Regions from separate parts of the Mus musculus genome. Here region 1 is linked to region 2. A link is a loop called in an ENCODE intact Hi-C map of the cell type or tissue named here. Cell type or tissue: heart. All regions are shown on one strand. Links, peaks and the distances in the headings refer to the core of each region. The heading gives the core; the rest is flanking DNA. Region 1 holds the start of Ccr8 (chemokine (C-C motif) receptor 8). Region 2 overlaps Wdr48 (WD repeat domain 48).

Region 1 (12,446 bases), core at 2,490-10,489, 180 kb after region 2:
TGTCCAAGTGCCGAGGCCAGAGAGGGGAACACATGCCTGCAGCTCTAGTTCCCAGGGAGGCAGAGTTATGTGGCTCCCTGGGGCTCACTGGTAACCAACCTAGCCCATTTCAGGAGACCCAAACTAGAGAGAGACCACATCAAAACAACAGAAGCAAATGGTAAGAGACACTAAGAGCAAACGTTCTGCTGAGCAGCAGTGGTGTACGCCTTTAATCCCAGTATTCCAGAGGCCTAGGCAGGTGGCTCTCGGAGTTCAAGGCCAGCCTGCTCTACAGAATGAGTTCTAAGACAGCCACTGTTCTGCAGAGAAACCCTGTTTTGAACAACAAAACAAACAAACAAGCAAACAAACAAACAGGAACTAAGAGTAGATGGACAGATTCCCTCCCATACCACCATCCAGAGGAAAGGTGATGCCCCCTGCTTATCTCTGCCCCAGATCTGAGGTGAAAAGACAGGAAGAAGGTACTGAGAGTCAAGGAGCCCTGGTTGCATAGCACGCTGTTCCATTGCTCTGGAGACAGGGTGGGTCTGTCCCAAACAGCAGAGGGGTTGGGGCTGTAAGTCAGAGGTAGCTCTTACTGTTCCAACCTTTGGATTGGCTGAGGCATGGCATATAGCTGAAGTGCTCAGGAGGAGGAGTCAGCACAGCAAGCAGACATGTGGCAGAGGAGTGGGCAGCTCTGAAACCTCAGAAGAAAGGCTCGCTCAGATAATTGGTAAGAATCATCCTTGGGGTTAGGGCTCAGAGGCAGTGCGGGCACCGTTTTCATCTCCTTACAGAGAGATCAGGAGAAGGCTGATATTTCGGGATCATAAGAGTTTTGAGTGTCTCCAAAGCCTGAGCCCACAAGCGCGTGTGTCTCTTGGTGGCTGATAGGAGCATGTCCCTTGTTCTCCAGGACACAGAAAGGGCTGAAAGCTCTCACAGGAGTAAAAAAATTAGACAAGACAGCATTTTCTGGCGATCATCCTTTCTCCACAGAAAACTTCCATTCAATCCCACCTCCTTGTATGTCTGTCAATGGAGTCTTAGACTCTGCATTGTGTGGGGTGTGGGGAACGGGACCTAGGACCTGGCTCGGGTCCTAAGCATGTGCTGTGCCCCCAGGCCCTGTAATGTTTTATTTCGTGGTGTGTGTGTGTGTGTGTGTGTGTGTGTGTGTGTGAGAATATGTGAGTGTGCGCATGTACAGGAGGTCAGAGGCCAGCCTTGGTGCTATGTTTCAGGCGCTCTCCCCTCGCTTTGTGCTCACCAAGCAGGCCAGGCTGGCCAGGGCCACGGAGCTCTGCCTGTCTCTGCCTCCCCTGCGTGGGCATTGCGAGCACACACTGCCACGCATGGGTTTAGGGGTTTGAACTGAGGTCTCCATGGTTGCTTAGCAAGCACCTCGCTTACGGAGATATCCCCTCAGCCCCAGTGTTTGACACGACTGAATTCCAGCCTTTACCAGGCTTACCTCTGGCGAACCCGGTGCTTCTCGTTTTGAGAGGAATTGGGATCATTTTTTTTTCCTATTGCACTTTAAATCGTTTTGAGGGGGGGGGGTTATGGAAGCAATGAGTGAATGAACTAAATTCAAGAATATCATAGGATACATCCGAAGCAAAATACAAAATGAGACATCATATATGCAGCATAGGAATGAGTAAGCAAATGTTGTCTGTTGAATACATATATACTTTGTTTGTTTGAGACAGGGCTTCTCTGTGTAGCCCTGGCTGTCCTGGAACCCACTCTGTAGACCAAGCTAGCCTCAAACTCAGAGAGCCACCCTCTTCTGCCTCCCAAGTGCTGGGACTAAAGATGTGTATCAACACACCTGGCCTGTATTTTGTTTGTGGATCCATAAAATGAAAGAGAAACCAGGCAGAGTGGCGCGTGCTTTTCATCCCAGCACCTGGGAAGCAGAGGCAGGTGAATCTCTGGGAGTTTGAGGTCAGCTTGGTCTATATAGTAAGTTCCAGGACAACTAGGGCTATATAGTGAGACTATCTAAAAATACCAAAATTGACTAATTACAATGGGGGGGTGGGGGAGAGAGAGAGAGAGAGAGAGGCCAAGCAAGGTGGTACAGATCTGTAATACCTCCACTGAGAAGGCTGAGGCAGGAGGATCATGAGTAGTCTGGGCTATGTAGCAAGTTCCATACCAGCCCAAACCACTTAGTGAGACCTTGTATGAAGGAAGCAAGGTCTAGGGAGAACAGCTTGATGGGAGAGCGCTTGCCGCACACTAACACCCTGACATTGAGCCGCAGGGAGAAAGGGGAGGTGTTTAAGGGCTTCAATCTGTGAATACAGCCCTCAGCACCTCTCACGTGCCTGCTTGACCAGGTCTTCCTGCCTCGATGGATTACACGATGGAGCCCAACGTCACGATGACCGACTACTACCCTGATTTCTTCACCGCCCCCTGTGACGCAGAGTTCCTCCTCAGGGGCAGCATGCTGTATCTGGCCATCTTGTACTGCGTCTTGTTTGTGCTGGGCCTTCTGGGGAACAGCCTGGTCATCTTAGTCCTCGTGGGCTGCAAGAAACTGAGGAGCATCACAGATATCTACCTCCTGAACCTGGCCGCATCCGACCTGCTCTTTGTCCTCTCTATTCCTTTTCAGACCCACAACCTGCTGGACCAGTGGGTGTTTGGGACTGCGATGTGTAAGGTGGTCTCTGGCCTTTATTACATTGGTTTTTTCAGCAGTATGTTCTTCATCACCCTAATGAGTGTGGACAGGTATCTGGCTATTGTCCACGCTGTCTATGCCATCAAGGTGAGGACGGCCAGCGTGGGCACAGCCCTGAGTCTGACAGTGTGGCTGGCTGCTGTCACAGCCACCATCCCCTTGATGGTTTTTTACCAAGTGGCCTCTGAAGACGGCATGCTACAATGTTTCCAGTTTTATGAAGAGCAGTCTTTGAGGTGGAAGCTCTTTACCCACTTTGAAATCAACGCCTTGGGTCTGCTGCTCCCCTTTGCCATCCTCCTGTTCTGCTATGTCAGGATCCTGCAGCAGCTGCGGGGCTGCCTGAACCACAACAGGACCAGAGCCATCAAGCTGGTGCTCACCGTAGTCATTGTGTCTTTACTCTTCTGGGTCCCATTCAACGTGGCCCTTTTCCTCACGTCCCTGCACGACCTGCACATCTTGGATGGATGTGCCACGAGGCAGAGGCTGGCTCTGGCCATCCATGTCACAGAGGTCATCTCTTTTACCCACTGCTGCGTGAACCCCGTCATCTACGCGTTCATAGGAGAGAAGTTTAAGAAACACCTCATGGATGTGTTTCAAAAGAGCTGCAGCCACATCTTCCTCTACTTAGGGAGACAAATGCCCGTGGGGGCGTTGGAAAGGCAGCTGTCCTCGAACCAGCGATCTTCCCATTCTTCCACCCTGGATGACATCTTGTAAGGGGAGTGTGCAGGGCAGGCAGACTCCACCTGCATTGCCCTTCCTGGCCCCAATCTTCTCCCCTCCCCCCACTCACGTCTCCCTTCCCCTCCTTTTCCCACTTCTGGTTTACAGAAACAGAGTCTCACTATGGAGCCCAGTCTGGCTTTGAACTCTCAACCTTGTTGCCTCAGCCTCCTGAACGCTGGACCAGCACCATCCTACTTTAAAAGAGATAGAATACATGGTTTTCTTCCTTGAAAAATGTGACCTCCTAGTTTTGGGATTTTTGTGCTTGTGTCTATGACAAATAATATCTTGTAGTTTTTCTCATTTATAATGATCCGTCCTGGTTTGGTTTCCTAAAGTGTATTGACAAATACTCCTACTCTCAGGAGCTGAGGAGATGGCTCTGCAGCTAAAGGCACTTGTTCTTACTCTGAGAACTGGACCCAGGGGCTGGAGAGATGGCTCAGTGGTTAAGAGCACCGACTGCTCTTCCGAAGGTCCTGAGTTCAAATCCCAGCAACCACATGGTGGCTCACAACCATCCATAATGAGATCTGACGCCCTCTTCTGGTGCGTCTGAAGATAGCTACAGCGTACTTAGATATAATAATAAATAAATCTTAGGAAAAAAAAAAAGAAAAAAAAAAAGAGAACTGGACCCAGTTCTCAGCACCCACATGGTGGTTCAAACCATCTGCAACTCCAGTTTCAGGGGATCTGGCGTCCCCGTCTGGTTCTGTGGACTCTAGGAACACATATAGGGAGCATACATAACTGCAGGCAAAACACTTATACACATAGAATAGAGTAAAATAAAATCTATTCTCTGAAATGGTAAAAAAAAAAAGGTATTTGTGTGAAAAAATGGCATTACTTGCTCTTTGAAGGTTTGATACAACTTATTAATAAACCAATCCAGGGTACTTCTGTACAAAGATTTGCATTTAATTACCAAATGGAAGCGTTCAGCCTTTTTATCTGCTTGTGGTTTGTAAGAAATTCTGCTATTCTCCTTAAGTTCACAAGTACATGAGTACGAATTCTTGACAATTAATTTTGTTGAACAATCTTTTTGTAGTATGAGGGTGTCCCTTTCTGGTCCTGATACTGATCATTGTGGCTCCCCCCCCCACCCCCGTCTCCTCCTCCCCTCCCTCCCTCCCCTCTCCTAGATCAGTTTTGTAGGACTTATCTGTTGCTTAAATCTCTGCATCGAGCCAGCCTTTGGCCTCGCTGACTTCCTGTCTCCTCTGCTCGTTGATTTCTGTTTTTATTTTCATTTCACCTATTTGCTTTGAGCCTGGTTTTTATATGGGCTCCTGGAATCGTCTATTGTCTCAGTATTCACTTGGGGTGCATTTTACACATTTTAAGTTTGGTCTTAGCCAGAAGTCTGAGAAGTAGTCGTCTACTCCTGCCTTAGCCACTGTTCTACTGCTGTGAAGAGACGCCGTGGCTAAAGCAACTTATAGAAGAAGACATTTAACTGGGGGCTTGTTCAAAGCTTCAGAGGGTTTATCACCATGGCGGGGAGCAGGGTGGCAGGCAGGGAGGCATGGTGAGAGAAGCAGCTAGGAGCTTTCCATCCTGATCCACAGCCAGGAGAGAGAGAGAGAGAGAGAGAGAGAGAGAGAGAGAGAGAGACAGAGACAGAGACAGAGACACAGAGGAGAGACACAGAGAGACAGAGAGACAGAGAGAGACAGAGAGACAGCGCTTCTTCAACAAGGCAACACACCTTCTAATCCTTTTCAACACTTCACCACCAACTGGGGGCTAAGTATGCAAATATATGAGCCTATGGGGCTCACTTAAACCACCACAACCAGCAGAAATGTTATTATATCAAGAATTCAAATTATTCTGGAAAGTAAAGAAGAATTCATAACATTGAGAAGAAAAAAACCACGACAACTTCATACAGTATTTACTTACACTCTTCTCAGAGAACATACACATAGGGTTTTATTCCTTTAAGATATATCAAGAATTATTTTATGATGCAAGACATGGTTTCCATTCACCCGTGAAGGTAACAGGTTGCTTCTGCAGGTAGCTAGTCACGCAGTTCGAGGCTTCTGTGTTCTCGCTCTTTTTCTGATTTTTTTTTCCTTTCTGCAGCTATCTTGTTGCTTTTGTGAATCGGGGAGTTTAATGAGGGTTGCTTTCAGAGGTCTGTGGGTGAAGAGCGTTTTGCAGGAACAAGAGCAACTACCACTGGTCACATCACTGAAGAAAATGTCTGCCCACTAAGACTTTTGTACTCTTTATTTGTTTAAAACAACTTTTATTTTTATTTTTATTTTTATTTATTTTTTATTTTTGGTTTTTTGAGACAAGGTTTCTCTGTATAGCCCTGGCTGTCCTGGAACTCACTTTGTTGACCAAGCTGGCCTCGAACTCCCAAGTACTGGGACTAAAAGTGTGTGCCGCCACCACCCGGCACAACTGTTATCTTATTTTTTTTTTTTAAATGTGATTTATTATGAGTGTAGAGATCAGATCAGAGGACAACTTGCAAGAGTTGGCCCTGTCTTCCCAGCGCATGGGTCTCAGGGATGGAGTCCAGGCACCTTCCCCTTTGAGCGGCTGCACAGGCTGAATCCTTGGTGATTTCCCCCTGGTTGTTTATCCCATGAGTCGATAGGAGAGGCACTGCAAAACACCCAACTCTGATTATGGCTTATTTATTTTCCATTTTAATTCTGTTTGTTTTTACTGTATGTTTTGAAGCTGTTTTTTTTTTTAAGATTTTTTTATTTATATGAGTACTTTGTAGCTGTCTTCAGACACACCAGAAGAAGGCATCGGATCCCACTACAGATGGTTGTGAGCCACCATGTGGTTGCTGGGAATTGAACTCAGGACCTCTGGAAGAGCAGTTGGTGTTCTTAACCACTGAGCCATCTCTCCAGCCACTGAAGCTGTTATTAGTATGGACAAATAAAGAATTGTTCTGCATGTTTTTAAACCAAATAGCCTCTTTTGTTATTATGAAATTTCCTTTGTGTTCTTTTTGAGAGGTAAGTAGGTGGGTTTGAGACAGGATCTATCTATATAGCCCTAGCTATCCTGGAACTCACTGTGTAGTCCAGGCTAGCCTTGAACTCACAGAGCTCCACATACCTCTGCCTTCAGAGTGCTAGGATTAAAAGCACGAGTCACCATGTCTGGCCGAATAAATATTTCTACAAAGCAAGTTTGAGGTTAGCCTAGGATACAGAAGACCCTGTTCCCCCCCACACAAAAAAAAAGTTTAAGGAAAGATAAAATTATTTATTGTTATGGCAAGAGGTTGCCAAGTTGGAATCTTAGAGTAGGATGTTGCCGAAGCCACAGGCTCATAGCTCATCAGTTGTATCAGCTAGCAAGGCCACCATCTTCCTCACAGTCTCCATGCTTCTCTGACTGAACCTTGCAAGCACCCAGTGGGCAACATGCTGTGTGGGGTGGGACAGGCAACTCTGCAGTGTGTGTGAGACATGGGGAGTGGAGAGGGGCTTCCTCCGACATTTTTCAAGACTGTCAGCTTCCAGGAGTCCTGCTCAGATGGTTCTTATTTAGCAAGAGTCACTCGGGCATCTTGAGTCACACTAAGCTTTCTGATGGGGCAAGGACCTGACTTGGTCCAGCTGCATCCCTTACAGCTGGCCTCAGGTAAGCTCTCTGAACTCCAAGAGGCCGTGGGTAAGAGGGGGTGGAGTGAGCGGAGACAGAGGGACCATCTGTCCTGCCTGCCCACACAGCTGCCTGATATCCTTACAGAACCCGTCAACTCCCTTCATACATTTAAACGAAAAATCTTAGTAACGTGATGAAATAAACAGCGGACAGGTTAGGACTTGTTTGTTTGTTTGTGCGTTTGTTTGTTTTCTTTTGGTTATCACACTTGGGGTAACTGATATAACTGTTTGCTGCTTCCAATTCCTTACCCATTAAAGGGGACTGGGAATGAAGCTAGAACCGGGTGAGGAATTGGTTAGAACCAGGAAGTTGTGCTCTATCGCCACCTGCTGTTCACTGTCTAGCGGTACCACCAGCTGCCCACAGTTGCAAAGAACTGGAATTCCCTGATGCTTTGGGTTCATCTGGCAAACCCGCATTTGGACTATGTGATTGAATGCACATTAACAAGCAAGCAGGTAAACACTTGCAACAGTGGGGTACAGTTGGGATCCCCTGCCTGTCTTGCTCATTGCCACATCCCGGGTCCCAGCTGTTGTGTACTTGCTGGGTGGATTGAGAAGCTAGCCCCTGAAGATCATGAGAACCAGGGAGAACTGTGGGTGGAGAGGCTGCGCGGCAGTTAAGATGCTTACCACTCTTGCTGGAAGACCCGGGTTCAATTCCCAGCACTTACCTGTCAGCTCACAGTCACTTGTAACTCCAGATCCGGGGTATTTGCGGGTCTCCCTTCTTCCCAGGGTCATTGGCCACCAGCCCATGAGGATGAAGAGAGAGCAGAGCCAACGAACAGGGTTTCAGATGGCTCGTGAGTATGAACGGAAATGACGACACTCCAGGATCAGCTTTGGGGAAACAGAACAACTTTATTTGGGGTGAATCGAGGGCTGTACGGCTTTGGGGAAGGGGATAGGAATATCCAATGTTAGCACGAGCCATGTTGGAAATGTTATGGCCAGCAAATCAGTTTCCTGGAGATTGCCCACCATTTTGCATGGCTGCCATGGGTGTGCTTTGAGAGGTATGGATCCCAGAGACTTCGTCTCAGGATTGCATCTCACTGCTGATCTGCCTTTCCTGTCACCATTACACAGTCTAATGATTCCAGGGCATCAGCCCACTCTATTGAGCAAACTTTCTGCAGATCAACATGAAGATGAACTTTTCTGAATTAGTGCTGTTTAGATGATTTAATGACTTTATAGAATTCCTGATTTAATTCAAACAATTTTAAGAAGAAAGTTTAAGGAAATGGTTTTAGTCGTTTTGCCAGAAAGATGGAATGAAGTTAGAATCAAGAGTAGAATGCGCCTGCTCCTCACTAGAATTGTAAGTAAAGGCTGCATAAGAAGGAATCCAATGAGCTTTCACAATTACACTAAGAAGAGAAACTGGCTTGGGACAGATGTGTGATAAAGGAAAAACATTCATTCTAGGTCAGGCCCAAGGGTGAGGCTACAGGTGTGCACTATGATAAAGCAAGGCCATGTGAAACTGTTACTTTGAACTTGTAATGAGCTTAGAGAGTGAAACACTGCTTTGAACTTAACTATCAACATCCTTCTGTAACTCCCCTTTTGTGTAACATTTTATCTATGAGGTAATTTTATAAAGAACTTCTGTCTAAGAAGGTATAAATGTGGAGAGAAAAAAATAAAGTGTGGCTCTGCTCCATCCACCCAATGTATATGTATGTGTGTGTATGTGTATATATATATATATATATATATATATATATATATATATATATATTTGTATATATGTCTGTCTCTATGTACAATCTGTATGTGTCTGTCTATATGTATGTGCATACGTATGAATATAGGTATAAGTGTATGTATGCATGTTCACTTGTGAAATTGATGAAACAGTTGGTCATGCCCAGTCTCGTGTGTGTGTGTGTGTGTGTGTGTGTGTGTGCTTGACTTTATCCTTTTTCTTTGTCTCTGGCTTATATAGCTTTGAGGAGTAAAGGTCACAAGTAACTAAGTTTCTTTTCTTAATCCCCTGCTTCTATCAGTAGGAGTTGATTGCCAGACACCATGAGCTTCTGGCCCCCCCGAACAGTAAGAGAGAATTAAAGGCCAGGGGTCATCAGCCTTTGGTCTTCATCCTATGCTGTGTCCCACCCCAGTACCTGTCCCTGTCGGGGCTGGCTCCCCAGCACAGGGTGGGCAGAGGTCATTAGTTGAAGGCTAAGGCACTGAGATGCCTTATGAACATGGGAGGCACTCTAGGAATTTCAGGTGCTTGCTGACCAGGTTCTTATCTTTATTTGTTTTGTTTTGTTTTGGTTTTTTCCCTGATTGGTTTCTTAGAGGGAGAAAGGACGCTAAACCTATAATCGAACCAAGGCAACATTTCTCAGTTGTGATTCCATATGACACTAGCTTGTGTCAAGTTGACATAAAACTTGCCAGGTCAACAGCACAAGCTGCAGAGGGGCCTCTCTGATTTCCAGGTAGGAAGCAAGGAAGAAGGTTGGAGGCAGGATGCATGGCCGTCCATATCCCTTTGATGGAAACTCATTTCCTGAGATGAAAGATCCTGGCACCTGGAAGTCCTTTAGCTAGGGGCTCAGAGTGTCTCAGTGGGATCCCATGTTCCCTGTGAGGGGAAGGGGCTGCTGCAGGAGCTGTAGCCTCAGCAGCAGCTAGAGTCTAGCACCAAGCCCTTATAGCCACAGGACCTCCATGACTCTGGCTCACCGAGGTGCCCAGTATTAATGGTGTAGCAGAAGCCAGAGGCCTTGAACCAGACCAAGCACAGTTGAGAAAGCAGAACATAAAAGCCTTCTGTGACAACCCCTAGACTCCACCCCAACCCCACTTCCCCAAAATGGCAGCCCTATCAAGAACTAAAACAAAGTGACAAGGATGCTGAAATGTAGCTTGCTCTCCACAGCTGAGGGCTTCTGGGGGGTGGTGGCGGTGGCAGATGGAGACTCACCTTCCCTTGGGGGCTGGCCACTAGGGGTTTGACCATGCTCTGGTGAGTATATAGACAACCCCAAAAGGACTTGGTTTTTGTTTGCTTGTTTCTTCCTTTTTACTTTCATCTGTTTTGGGGGGTGGGGGAGAAAGTCATGGGGGAGGGGCAGCCATGGACAGAGCAGGAGGTGAGCATGATCAGGGTGCATGGTGTAAGAATCTCAAATAATCAATAACAATTATATATATATATGGGTTTTTATGACTCAGGAGACAGAGGCAGGAGGATTGCCTGGGCTACAGCATGAGTTAGACTCAGTATGAGCAATTTCATGAAAAAAATTTTTTTCCCTCTCAAAATAGAAAGCAAAAATGGCTGGAGAGATGGCTCAGGGGTTAAGAGCACTGATTGCTCTTCCAGAGATCCTGAGTTAAATTCCCAGCAACCACATGGTGGTTCACAACCATCTGTAATGGACTCTGATGCCCTCTTCTGGTGTGTCTGAAGACAGCTATAGTGTACTCATATACATTAAATAAATCTTTAAAGAAAGAAAGAAAGAAAGAAAGAAAGAAAGAAAGAAAGAAAGAAAGAAAGAAAAGATGGCTGGGACTAAAAGCTTACCGCTAGAGCACTCACTTGATGTTCGAAGGTCTCAGGTTCAGTTTCCCCTCTATAAAAAAACAAAAACAAGGCCAGGTGTGGTGGCACACGCCTTAAATTCCAGCACTCGGGAGGCAGAGGCAGGCAGATTTCTGAGTTCGAGGACAGCCTGGTCTACAAAGTGAGTTCCAGGACAGCCAGGCTAAACAGAGAAACCCTGTCTCGAAAAAACAAAAACAAAAACAAAATAAAACAAAAAACAAACAAACAAAAAAACAGCCGGTGTGGTGACACACACTTGTGGGAAGCCAATAAACGCCATTACAAGATGGTGCTGGTTTCAATAAGCTGACGCCCATGAATATGGGTAAATAACCAATGTGCGCATGTGCAGTAGAGTTTTTTGCTGAGTCACTGCCTGGCCCAAGGCATGTAAATGAGGTACTGAAAGCATAACCAATCGGGTGTAGACACGCCTATCCTAGGCCTATATAAGCAGCACTGGTTTTTGGGCTCGGGGTCTTTCGCTTTTGCTATCAAGCTCTCCCAATAAACGTGTGCAGAAGAATCCTGCTGTGGCTTCCTTCTTGCTGGTGAGTCAGGCGTCTACAAGTGGTGCCGAAACCCGGGAACAAGACACCTTAAGGCACAAGCGAGGACCCCCAAGAAAGGGAGGATTCAGAACTGCATTTCGTGGGAGAATTAGGGTAAGTCTCTGAGAGGTATGCTTTCTTTCAGAATAGATCCTGTGATTGTTGCTGGGGTTGTGTTGCTTGTTTTCATTCTTGTCCTGATATTGTGTTATTGTCTTAATTTTCACCGCCCTGGACATGAGTGTATCTGCTGGGAATAATCTCACGTAGATAACACTTTAGTCCAGGACGATCATGGGTACTGGCCAGTCTACGCTGTTAGTAGGGCCGGTGCAAGCCTTGCTCAAAGAACGAGGTTTAAAGATTTCTGAAAGTACAGTGAGATGATTCTTAAAGGAGATAGACAGACTCGCTCCTTGGTTTGCCCCCACTGGGTCACTGATGCTACCTAGTTGGGAAAAGTTAGAGAGAGATATAGCAAGAGAGGAAGCTGAAGGAAAAGTGAAAGCAGAAATAAGACCGCTATGGAAGTTGATTAAGGCTTGTATTCAGGACAAGAAATGTGAGCCAGCTGTTAAAGAGGGGCAGCATATATTGCAGGAGCACCAGGAAAGCATGTCAGAAACAAAGAGAAATGAAAAGGAAGGAGCACACAGAAAAATAAGTAAAGGAAGAGATATAAAAAGAGAAAAGGAAAAGAAACCAAAATATAAAGATTCAAAAGATGATATAAAGAATGAAGATCAAAAAATTAAGTCAATTTACCCTCCTCTCGAGGACTTTGAATTACTAGAATTATCTAGCTCGGAGGACTCGGAATTATCAGCAGGGGAGGAGGAAGATTTGGAAGAGGCTGCTACAGAGTATGAGGCAGAAAGATATGGTCCAATAGGGAGGAGTCTCAGTGCTCCCCCACCACCTCTGCCTTATACAGAAAAGAAAACAATTGGCAATGGCCACTCTTTTTGTACTCCTAGAGGGTTGCGTAAAATATATCAGGCTTTTCCTGTTTTTCAGGATCAAGCTCAACAGCGATATTATGAGCCAATATCGCATAAACAATTGAAAGATTTAGCAGAGTCAGTAAGGACCTATGGAGTCAATGCCTCTTTTACTCAGTCCCAAATTGATAGACTGGCTCACCATGCCATGACTCCTTTTGATTGGATGAGTGTGGTAAAGGCATGTCTTACTATGGGACAGTATCTAGACTGGAAGTCTATATGGCATGA
Region 2 (12,446 bases), core at 1,828-9,827:
CATTAGCAGCCATGGGCAACATACACTGGCTACAGCAGCGTTTCCTCTCCAGAATGTAATAGTTGGCATTTGATATGAAAGTTGGGTGCTTTCAAAAGCTGGGTGTGTCTAATCTGGCTTATCTAATACTCTGTAAAAACTGGCAGGTTCTGAGAGTGTGGGATCCAAGAACCTGCGCGAAACTCATGAAGCTGAAAGGACATACGGACAATGTGAAGGCCTTGCTGCTGCACAGGGACGGCACACAGGTAAGGGCCGTGTGCAGACTCAGCTTCTGCCCTCTAGGCATGGCTGGGGACGATGATTTGAACCATAAGATACATGTGTGGTTTACATCCTAATTTTCAGTGTTTAGTATACTAAATTGTGGCTCAGGTAGGAGCACTGTTGTTCTTGCAGAGCACTGGAGTTCTGTTCCCTCACATGGGTCTGGAGTTTATAACCTTCTGTAACTCCAACTCTAGGAGCATCCAGTTCTCTCTTGGCCTCTGTACAGGCAGATGTGGTGCTAGAGAAGGAACTGAGAGTTCTACATCTTAATCTGCAGGCAGCAGTAAGAGTCTGTGTTCCACTGCATAGAAGACCCCCCAAAGCCCGCCCCCACAAGTGGCACACTTCCTCCAGCAAGGCCACACCTCCTAGTAGTGCCACTCCTTGTGGGCCATCCATTCAAATATGGGAGTCTATGGGGACACTCCTACTCAAATTCCACAGGCAGTTTTGTTGTCTGTCGCTATGTTTTATGAAGTTTAAGTCTCTAGCAGTGGTCTCAGAAGCCTAATGCTCTTCCTGTCCACTGTAGTCTGCGTCATTTCTTTGAGTTGTAATGTGCGTCTGTGTGAGGTGATTTAACTATCAGATGCAAAGCCCTCAAAATCAACTGCATTTGCTCTAAGCCTTGATGGCAACAGGGCTCAGTTCTAAAAGCTACCTGTTGGATCTTAAGATGCAGTTATCTGCCACCCACAGGGTTTTTCTGTTCACTCAAATCCCAAACCTATCTTAGGGGTCTGAGATCCCAGCATCAGGCAACTTCTCCAGTAGTAACCTGGTCTGCGTCTTTGCTTTCTCCCTGCTTGTAGCTGTGCAGTCTGCATCTGGTCCTTAACTGTTGCACAGTATTAAGCTATGTGGACTTTCATAACACTATCTTGGCCAGACCTTGCTCTCTGTAGACATATGTTCTAGGATGAAGGATTGGAGCTTTCCTAAGAGTGTTGCCACCTCAGAGGAGTATCTTCTACATAGAGAGCCCCTCCTTGGGCCTGTCCCATGTCCCGGCCCCCGCACACCCAGGTTGGGTCAGTTCTTCTCTTGTGAGCTAGTTAAAAGAGGGGATTAAATTTCCAGTGCTCCTAACAGTCTGTGAGGAAGCTTTCTAGTCTGCTCATTTCATTAAACCTCTCTACAGTTTGACAGGCTCACTGGCCCAGAGCAGTGCCATCAGACCGAGACCATGGGAGTTGCCCAGGAGCCTGCTGGACCTGTTGGTTAACCCTGCTATACTTTTGCCTGCTTAGGTCTGGATGGGGCCTAAGAGTTTATGGTTTTACTAAGTTCTTAGAGAAGATGCTAGTTCTGAGATCACAACCACCTTATTATCTTCAGCTGCTTTCAGACTCTGCCTACCTCAGTAATCGATCTTCCATACATAGCTCATCATTAGTGTTTACAGAACCAGCAGGCAGCTGGATAGAGAGGACAAGGGCATGTTGGCTCTGGTGTCCCCTGCTGGAGCACACCTGTTGGGTTTGCTCATCTCAGACTGGCTTGCTCCCAGAAGCACCTCACCTTATTTCCTTTGTTCACAGTGCCTCTCTGGGAGTTCTGACGGGACCATTCGCCTGTGGTCCCTTGGCCAGCAGAGATGTATAGCAACATACCGAGTCCATGATGAAGGTGTTTGGGCCCTACAGGTCAACGATGCCTTTACACATGTATATTCTGGAGGACGAGACAGGAAAATCTACTGCACAGACCTAAGGAACCCTGACATTCGGGTACTGATTTGTGAAGAAAAAGCACCAGTTCTCAAGGTGTGTTGAGTTTTTGAGTTTCCCAACTGAGGTTGTGAGCTTTGGGTATGTACAGCAGAATCTGCAGTAAATATGAACCAGATAATGGGGTCAAGAAGACCCTCTGTCCTCAACAGGGTAGGGAGAGTCTTGGTGTAGACACGTTGTGATATCTGAAGTACCTCTCTGGGGCATGGATAACTTCCTGTTGATAAATTCTAGTGATGCTGTCAGGCATGCTGCAGAGTTTGCCTGGCTCTTCTGCCCTGCTCAGGGAAGAACACGAGCAGTTAGGGTGTCAGTGAACAGATAAGCGCACGCCTTTAATCCTAGCATTCAGGAGGCAGAGGCAGGTGGATTTCTGAGTTCGAGGCCAGCCTGGTCTACAGAGTAAGTTCCAGGACAGCAGGGCTACACAGAGAAACCCTGTCTCGAAAAGCCAAAAAAAAAAAAAAAAAAAGGTGTCAGTGTTAAGGCCTCCGCCTCAGCACTGAGGAATGGGAGGTCTCCTGAAGGAGGAGAGCCAGTTGCATCAGAGTGCAAACACACTGCCTCCCAGCAGACCTGGGGGAGTCAGGACAGATGGGAAGCATCTGCCAGGGACACAGAGGAAGCAGCCATGGAAGAGACTTGGTCATGTGAGCACTGCAGGTGCTGGCAGCTCTTGGCTGTGGATGGCAATATAAAGCAGGCAGCCCCGGGTACCTATATGTTGAAGACAATCACTGAGAATTCCTGGTAGCCAAGAGTCAAGAAATGCCACTCTAGCTGCAGTCTCCTGATGTTAGAAGAAGAGTGGTTCCATTCGAGCATAAATATATGTCTTACATTCAATGTACAGCATTTTGAAAGGACCAGAGGGCATGTGGTGATGTGATCCTGGGAGCCTATCCCCCAGGGGTGGGCTAACTTCATATCCACTGTATTAGGATTTTTTTTTCTATAAGCATTCTCAAAAAAAGGAAGAAATTTATTTCCTCATTAAGAATGTAAGCTAAGCATGGTGGCCACCAAAGGCTAACTTCAAAGGCACAGCAAGAACCTATCTCAGAAAAGTGCACAGACACACACACAGAGTAAAAACTAGAATAGCAGAAGCAGAATGCTGCTTTTGTTTCAGAAAGTCCTTGTCCTTTTGGCTGTGCCCGCTTAGGTCTCAACAGTTAACCTCATTTAAAACTGTGAGCCAGCTGCACACGTGCACATACACAGGAGCAGCTGCAAGTAGCTTTCTGGTGGGAGGGTGCTCACCTACCATTCAGCCTCTCCAATTCTGCAAGACGCGACTCCTTTGGTGACTGCTTTCCCTGTGCGTCTACAGCTTACTGCTGCAAGCCTGGTGCAGGTGGTGTACAGGTGTTGACAAAGGAGTGATGTACCTTGATGTTTCACGTGCTAATAATTCACCTCTGGGCCAACAGCTCAGTTATCAGCCCTTGACAAAGAAGACTTTTGTGTTTGGTTTTTAGATGGAACTTGACAGATCAGCAGATCCCCCTCCTGCAATCTGGGTTGCAACAACAAAGTCCACAGTAAATAAGTGGGTAAGTGCATGACCGTGCTTGTGACAAGTCCGTAGACATGGTTGGCTTGCTATCTCAGACATGCCAGGTACCAGCAGCAGAGGTTCATTGTGGCCCCATCCACATTCCCATGGGAATGCAGGTGTAATCCCAAGAGTGGGAGTAACCCTGACATTGGTGGGCAAAATGAAGCTGCTTTTTCTTTGTTACCAGCTAGGATATGTGCTTGATGTACTTAGAACAGTGCTGCCTGACTAAACCAGTCAGTGTCAGACAGCTTCTGACCTTAAAATACTGCACCTGAGAATAGGCAGTCCAGCTGGACTCCTGCCTGGGAGACTGACAGATGGGAGTGCTGCATGTTCAAGGTCAGCCTGAGCTACATAGCAAGACACTGTTTCTGTTAAACACACAAAAAGAATGAAGCAGACAGTCCACATACCCATTTTTCTGAAGGTAATAGAACAGGAGGCTGGCTTCTGACTTCCTGCCTTTCTCCAAGTTGTGGAAAGCAGGGTCAGTAGATATAGATTGGGCAGTTAGGTCCTCATAGCACCAGCTCCTTACTTAAGGAGCTCAGCTTTCTTATGTTGCTGACTCTGGGAGCTAGGGGGAGGGAGGGTTTGTGTGCAGGTCAGCTTCACAACTTCTGTGAGTGCCTTTGTGTCTGTCAGTTACAATCTTAACTGGAATAGTGCCTTGCTTTAGGGCTGTCTTAGTTACTGTTCTGTTGCTGTGATAAAACGTGAAGGCACTTTACAACAGAAAGCATTGAATTGGGTACTAATCAGGAGATTAGTCCATGACCATCATGGTGGGGAATGTAGTGGCAGACAGGTATGGCGCTGGGGCAGTAGCTCAGAGCTCACAGCTGGTCCAGAAGTTGCAGGCAGGCAGAGTGTGGGCCTGGCATAAGCTTTTAAAGTCACAAGGTGCCCCTCAGTGACACTTTTGTTCCTACAAAATGACACCTCTTAATCTTTCAAAAATTCAAATATATGAGCCTGTGAGAGCCATTCTCATTCAGAGTACCACAGAGCCTTGTGGGTTTGCTCTTTGTTTGTTTGGGGATAGTTGTAAGTTTTTCTTTTTAAGAAAGCTCAACATTCTCTCCTTAAGACTTGTTGGGGATTTCTTGCTGGTTGACTCAGTGGCTTCCTGCTGTGATTGGGTATGTCTCATGTACCTGTGATAACTCAACATTTACTAGTTCTACAGCTATAACATTCTCAACTCTTGACAAGCCTGGAGAACATAAAATGCTGAAATTATTAATTTTGTTCCTTTAGACACTGAAGGGAATTCATAATTTTCGAGCCTCTGGTGATTATGACAATGATTGTACAAACCCCATAACGCCCCTCTGCACACAGCCCGACCAAGTTATTAAAGGTAAGAAGGCCCCAGGCAAGCAGACTTTAATGAGGTTACAGTTAATGAGCATGATGACTTTCAAAGTGGCGGCCTTTCTTTAAATGCAGTGCTGCTATAGACAAAAGCCCAGTAACCTGTGCTTGCTTTTAGCACAAGAAAATGATGGTAAGAGATGAGAAGGGTTTTTAAGAACGTGTTTGATGTATTCTTTGACTGCTTCTGCCATGTGTATCGCGCGTCGTCATCATCATACCTATTCCCAGGTCATCTCTTCTGGTCCCTTCACACCTCCTCAGCATGTCCCCTCCTACCTTCATGAGTGATTTTTAAATAACCGACTGGGTCCCATCAGTGCTGTCCATATGCACAGGAGTGTGGGGCCCACAGGCCACCTACCAGCAGTCACAAGAAATGAGTTTTTGATTGATTTTTTTTTTTTTAATTAATGGCTATTGGTGGTACAGATGAGGGCTTGCATGGGGTGCTTCAGTACATGCATGTATAGCGATGAGGTCCGTTCTCCCAGACCTAAGGGTTGCTTTCTGAGTGAGTGAGAACCTTGGTGCTCTGTGTGTCCGCCTGTGTCTGATGCACTGTCTTCAGCTGTTTGCTGCAAACAGGACAGGACACCTTTTGCATTCGGTATACAAAAGGGCTGCCTTTATAACTGTGTATTGTGACACTAGTCTCTTGTTCATATTCTACCCTACAACACAGTAGCCAGGGTAAAATATCTTTAATCTTGTCTGGGCACAAGCCAGATGTCAGCTTTAAAAGGGGGTGGAGTTGCGTTTAACGTTTGCACTTAGGACTAGAATCCTGCCTGACACATTGATCTGGAGCACTTAGCCACCTCCGGATAAGACACGGTTGAGGAGGTGCAGAGGAAGGGAAGGCTGGAGTAGAGGCCAGGCTGGCAGGCTGGCTCAGCACTTGCTGCTCAGTCCGCACAGCTCCGCTCCTCTCCCCAAAACCCACGTAAACAGAGAAGGGGAGGGGAGAACCAACTCCGTGACAGTGAGGAGTACTAGTCTTTTTTTCTTTTTTCTTTTTTCTTTAATATTTTTTATTACATATTTTCCTCAATTACATTTCCAATGCTATCCCAAAAGTCCCCCATACCCTCCCCCCCAGTCTTTTTGTCTTTTGCCAGTTGTTTTTTTTTTCCTCCTTTAGGGGGCGCTAGTATTATTCAGTGCCACATCCTAAATGACAAGCGACACATATTAACCAAAGATACGAATAACAATGTGGCGTACTGGGATGTATTGAAGGTGAGTGCCTGTTGTGTCCTCTGTTTCCCTTAGTTTTCCTCCTCTGTACATGATAATATTTATTTACAGTAATACTTTATTTGGAGGTGGATATTTTTGGATATAGGATGGTATGTATGGTAGTAGCTAACCTTTTTAAGCATGTAAACCATTTCCCTGGCCACTGTATTACAAATCATATCGAACACTGCTTTATTTTGGAAGGTTCTCATCATTATGCTATGGGCATTTAGGCTGGATCATTCACTGAGTGTAAGGAGAGCCATTCTGTCCTGTCCTTTCTTTTACAAAAGGGTCCCATGGTAACTGGGAGGATCCAGAAAAGCCCTAACCATCAGCAAAACTGCTTGACTCTTCCCAGACTGCGCCCTCCCCATCACTGAGTGTCTCCACGGTACCCAAGAGTCTTGCCATGCTGTGTCTCTAGTTAAACTAGCAGGCTGGGGCTGCCTGTGGTCCTGTTCCCTGGTCTTGCTCTGTTAGCTGCACTCAGTAGAACCCTGCTGTCTGAATGGGATAGAGTTCTATTTGGTGAGGCTCCAGGGTATGTGTGTCATGGTTGTCATCTCTACAAAAAACGGCTTCCCATGTCTGGATATGAACCTTGAAAGTCCTGAGGTCACATGATCTGGTATAATAAGCCTAACAGGGTAAAGAAGAAGTCAAGGAAGTTTGGGGACATGAAGGAGAGGGCAGAACTGTGTTCTAGTCTGTAGCCACATGACCTGCTGGACTTACCGAAACCTGTGGCCTCAACCCAGAAATGAGGGGAACCCATTCTCTGGTGATGTCAAGGACATATTTCAGAACCATGCAACACAGGGCTCAGCATATAGGAATCTGCTACAACGAGATGGGTGGGAAACAAAAGAAAGACAACGGAGACTGTGAAGGAGAGGAAGGCGTGAGGATGAGTCCTGCGCTTCTGTTGTGGACTGAAGTGATAGAGGCAGACGACGACAGCCCAGCTATCAGGAAAATGGTGCATGTGAGTTTATCTTGCTAGGTGGACACCTGTGCAGGCTATAAACACACAGCAGCCCTCAGCGTGGGCATTACAGATGATGTCTTGAGGATTGTCAGGATTTCCAAGAAGCAGGACTAGGAAGAGGGTAAACTGAGCCATCATTCTTGTCAAGGATTTTAGGAGGAGGCCACCAGTGTGTGAGTGATAAAGATGGGTAAGAAAACCAGAAGCCAGTGACAGCTCAAGGACAAGTGAGGGTTTCAGAAAGGAGCTGAGTTAATGAGAGCCATGAGAGTGGACTCTGGCACGAGCCCTGCAGGCAGGAGCCAGTGGGTTCAGTGTTAACGGCAATGAAGAAAGAAACTGTCTTGAAGTCACTGGATTACAGGAGTTAGGTAGAGAGGGGGGGTAGTTGGGAAAGGGTTAGGAGCAAGATCCAAGGAGAGGCTGTTTTTACTCTGTGGGCTGTGTGTGTGTGTGTGCGCGCGCGCTCAGGTGTGTTTAGGGTGGAAGAATTTGAAACTGTTTGACTATTCCTAAGAGGAATCCATTGGAGTGGGGACTGTCAGTATGTAAGTCTCCCAGGGAAGACCCGAACATAACCAGAGGGCACCTTTCCCCCCAACCCCTCTGGGAGGAGGAAAAAAGGGAGTTTCTGTCTAGGCTTGCTTACGTATTCACATGCACGCACACTTCCAGGTAGCAGTAATGGTCCAATTGTGGCTGGAGACAGTGATTTTATGGTGACAGATACAATGGAGATCTGAGGGGCAATATGCCATCTGTGACTGCATTTGAATGGAGCAGGGCTTGGGTTTCCAGAGAGTTAGGGGAAAATGGTCTGGGGGTGCCAGCTAGGACCAAGGAATATGTGTGTGGTGCAGTAAATGTCATAAGCTTCGGGAAATGGGCGTCTCCTGTGATTTGGGTATGTTACAGTGGTGTATGCTTTCCTTGGGACATTATGGAGCTATAGGATGCGGGAGAGGTCATGTTTACCTGTGAGGAGATTACTGGGGTACTAAAAGCCATGCTAGTGTTGAACTGAGCACTAGGGAGAAACTGTGTTGGTGTTCAGCACTAAAGAGCTATAAGTGGAAACTACCCTAGCACCAAAGATGCTTAAGATGTTTAAGGTTTTGGGGAAGTACTACATTTTTAGAATGAGAGGTGTTCAGAAGTCTTTTTTTTTTTTTAAGGATTGTTTAAATTGTGTATGTATGCCTGTTTTGCCTTCATGCATGTGTTTACCAGGTACCTACATAGGTCAGAAGAGGTAATTAGATTCCCTGGAACTGAAATTATATAGTTCTGAGCCACCATATAGTATTGTACTGGGAATTAAATTTGGGTCTTCTGCAAGAATAAGTGTTCTTAACCACTGAGCCATCCCTCCAGCCATAGAAGTATTAAGGTGGTCAGGAGAGGAAAGCTCTCCGTTAGTCCCTGAACCAGCTGTTGTCCGAAAGAAACTTAGCGCTCGATAAGCAAGCCCTTCTAACCATGTTTCTTGGTTACTTTTCTCCCTTTTGTTTTGAAATTTACTTGATGGTGCTTCTAGCTGAGTGTTAGAAACTTAGTATTAGAAAAATTAAATTACAGCCACATCCCCTAGAAAAGATTGTTTTCAGTTTTAAAAAGATGAAGCGGTTTTTTTTCTTTATGTGTATGAGCATTTGCCTGCACATATGTCTGTGCATCATACCTGTGCCTGGTGCCAGGGAGATAAGAAGAGGGCACCAGATTCCTGAACCTGGAGTAAGTGGATGGTTATGAGGCTGGTGGCCACTGCAGCTGAACCCATTTCCTCTGCAGAAGCAACAAGTGCTCTTAACCACTGAGCCATCCCTCCCCTCACTAATTTAATAGTTTGCTAGCAGGTAGTTATGTGAAAGCCTTAGAATAAAAGAAGTTAGCTATGATATTTTTGAAGTATATTTTAGAATTATTTAAGCAAATGTGAAATTTGGAAGAATGAAGTTTCAGCCAGTTGGTTCCTTACTTCATCCTGACCATTGTGCTTTCTTACGCAGGCATGCAAAGTGGAAGATTTGGGCAAAGTGGACTTTGAAGATGAAATTAAGAAAAGATTTAAAATGGTGTATGTTCCAAATTGGTTCTCAGTAGACCTAAAAACAGGGGTGAGTTAGGCAATCAGTATTTATGTGATTTTGGATAGTTGAAGATCCCCTCCATGTCCTGATTATTCTTAAGGAATTCGCTGTGTTTAAATGTGATATGTGCAGTTGCTTTGCCATCTTACTCTGCTGTCATTTAAGCCTGGCACTTGAGTAAAGCAAGCTGTAGCTGAATCCCAGGAGGCACGGCTTAGCCTTAGTCTGGTGTACGGATGCTGCAGGGTCAGGTGCTGGAGAGGAGGGGAGGGAGAGCGAGCTGCTGACACTGTGCCTCCAACAGATGCTGACCATTACCCTGGATGAGAGTGACTGCTTCGCTGCCTGGGTTTCTGCGAAAGATGCTGGCTTTAGCAGTCCTGATGGGTCAGACCCAAAACGTGAGTTAAGTGTCTTCAATTAAAGAAGGTGGCTGGTCATCTTTGGAAGTGCTCCCCACATCATGACTCTTACTGTCGTTTGTTTGTTTGTTTGTTTGTTTGTTTTGCTTCAAGACAGGGTTTCTCTGTGTAGTCCTAGCTGTCCAGGAACTCACTCTGTAGACCAGGCTGGCCTTGAACTCCGAAATCCACCTGCCTCTGCCTCCCGAGTGCTGGGCTGAGTTCTGGGTTTAAAGATGTACATCACCACTGCCCAAGCACATCCTGACACTGTATCTCACTAAGCACTCTTCTAAGAATTTGGTGTGTAACAATCCAACATGTGTACAAATACAAGGTTGCTGGCTTTAGGGGAGTATATCTGTGAATAACATCCTGTTATTTTGTTTTAAAGAATTGCTTAAGCCAGACATAGTGGCTCATGCCTGTAATCCCAGCCCTTAGGAGGCTTAGGTTGGGTAACTGCCATGAGTTCAGGACAGCCTTAGCTACAATGTAAAACCCCTGTCTGCACAAGAAGGATAAAGAAGCCTGACTGCTGAACAGCAGGAGAGCGTTTCCTCTGCAGCTTCAGTTCTGAGATCAAACACCAAGAAGTTAAGGTTTCATTGCTGTGAAGAGACCATGTCAGCTCTTACAAAGGAAAACATTTCATTGGGGCTGGCTTATAGTATCAGAGGTTTAGACCATTATTATGTCAGCATGCAGGCAGACATGGTACTGGAGGAATGGAGGGTTCTACATCTTGATCCACAGGCAGCAAGGAGAGACTGTGTGTGTCACACTGGGTATACCTTGTACATAGGAAGCGTCAAAGCCTACTTCCACAATGACTAACTCTTCTAACAAGGCCACACCTCCTACTAGTTCCACTCCCTATTGGCCAGGCATTCAAATACATGGGTCTGGGGGGAGCACGAGGGGACATCCTAGTCAAACTCCCACAGTATGTGTACCCCAGTATGGTAGCACATGCCTCTCACTTGAGAGTAGGAAGAAAGAAGATGAGTCAAAGGCCAGGCTGAACTCACAAAGAAAAGACAATGTCTAACAGTTTGAACAGTTTAACAGCCTGTGTGTATAGCTTCTTTAAGGCCTCACATGTAATCCCCATCCTGAGAAGCACCTCTGCCTTCAAGTGTCCATAACTGCCCTGTTCATAGCCACCCCTGCCCGGTCGGATAGTGAACACTGACAACTTCCTGTCTTAGGTTGGAGCTAACAAATTCTCCCATTTCTCCTCTTAACCCACAGTGAACTTAGGAGGACTTCTACTACAGGCACTGCTGGAATACTGGCCCAGGACACATGTGACTCCCATGGATGAAGAAGAGAATGAAGTGAACCATGGTCAGTGTGTGTTTGCTCAGAAAAGTGGCAGTTGCATGGGCCAAGGGATACTAACATAGTGTGCTGAAGTCTGGCATAGCCTGTGGTATGTCTGGTTAATTGTCTCTCTCCTGCATCTGAGTGAGAGCATCCAGTGCATGGAGACAGCTTGCAGGAGTTGTAACATGGCCCTTACAGATAAAAGAAACCCCATATCTGTTTGATACTCAGAACAAACAGAAGCAGCTACCTCTGCACAGGACATTTAAGACACATGGTTATACGAGCAGTTTCCCTTCCTTTTCTCCTCCTTTTGAGAAAAGTCTCTTATAGTCCAGGCTCTGTCCCGGTTGATGTAAACACACCCACATGCTAGCTGGTGCCATTGTGCTCAGGTTCAGGGAGCTGGGGCCTGGCTGTGCGCGTGACTCAGGCACCGGGTCAGCTACATTTACTCTTAGTGAAGCCCTCCAAAGGGGGCTATGTTTCACAGTGGGCAGTCTACTGAACCTCTGATTAGATTCTCTGCCCTTATATATAAAAAAACACCACATTCTTTTTTCGAGAATTTAGTTCTTACTTGTTTTACACCTTTATTACTTTTTTTAATATTAAAAAAAAATTATGTATATGCCAATTACGTGGGGATACAAGTGAAGGCCACACAAGGGTGTCAGATCTCCTGGACCTAGAAAGCTAGGAACTGAACTCAGGTCCTCTGAGGGCCCTTGGCCCTCTTCATCTGGAGAGCCTTCACTCCAGCTTCCTCCACCTAACTTTCTAACACTGACTGAGGAACAGGGTTTGATTTAAATGGATATCAGTTTTCCTGCCTGTATATATGGGGCAACACTTACGTGCCCAGTGCCCAAGGAGGCCAGGAAGTGTGTTGGATCCCTGGGAACTAGTAGGGTTACAGATGGCTGTAAGCCACTGTGTGGTATTGGGAACCAAACCCAGGTCCTCTAGAAGAGCAGCCAGTGCCCTAACCACTGAACAACCACTCCAGCCCCAGGAGTTTTTGTTTTTAAGATGTTAGAGTGTTCCCAGCCTGTGTGATCAGTGTTCAGAAGCTGTGGTCTCAGCACTAACAGCCTGCCTATCTTTCTTAGTGAGTGGGGGACAGGAGAGCAGAGTCCAGAAGGGAAATGGTTATTTCCAAGTGCCCCCACACACCCCGGTGATCTTTGGAGAAGCTGGAGGTCGCACACTATTCAGGTATGGATGAGAAAGACATTGCTTAATAAACCAACCCCCTTGCTAGGAAATGCTGCCCAAACAAACATGAGCAGTTGTCATTAAGAGTATCAGTTCCCTGAGATACTTGATGCCTGCTGCAGTAAATGTTAATAATGAAGGGCCAAGGTGAGATTCACACACACACACACACACACACACACACACACACACACACACACACACACACACACACACACACACACACACACC

Evidence for each region. Hi-C counts contacts between places; a loop is a spot of excess contacts. Peaks named below come from ENCODE experiments on the same cell type or tissue, not always from the same donor. Only the 100,000 strongest peaks of a DNase experiment are listed, where the experiment ranks them.
Region 1: a loop joins it to region 2, with 6 times the contacts of the local background. A loop is called at or near these places in 2 of 42 quality-filtered maps.

The regions. Positions count from the first base shown.
Region 1 is chr9:120,091,468-120,103,913 of GRCm38, forward strand. It overlaps Ccr8 (chemokine (C-C motif) receptor 8), which reads left to right and starts at 666. Exons shown (of 2, transcript NM_007720.2): 1 at 666-721; 2 at 2,340-3,439. The coding sequence starts at 2,354. The coding sequence ends at 3,415. In heart, for the core only: a CTCF peak has its summit at 7,426 (motif pointing left); no DNase peak of the experiment used is centred there.
Region 2 is chr9:119,907,540-119,919,985 of GRCm38, forward strand. Wdr48 (WD repeat domain 48) reads left to right here. Exons shown (of 19, transcript NM_026236.3): 7 at 147-248; 8 at 1,812-2,036; 9 at 3,485-3,559; 10 at 4,828-4,930; 11 at 6,089-6,186; 12 at 9,187-9,294; 13 at 9,572-9,668; 14 at 10,923-11,018; 15 at 12,110-12,215. Among named protein-coding and RNA genes, the nearest start is that of Gm2449, 19 kb to the left of the region's middle. In heart, for the core only: a CTCF peak has its summit at 6,074 (motif pointing right); no DNase peak of the experiment used is centred there.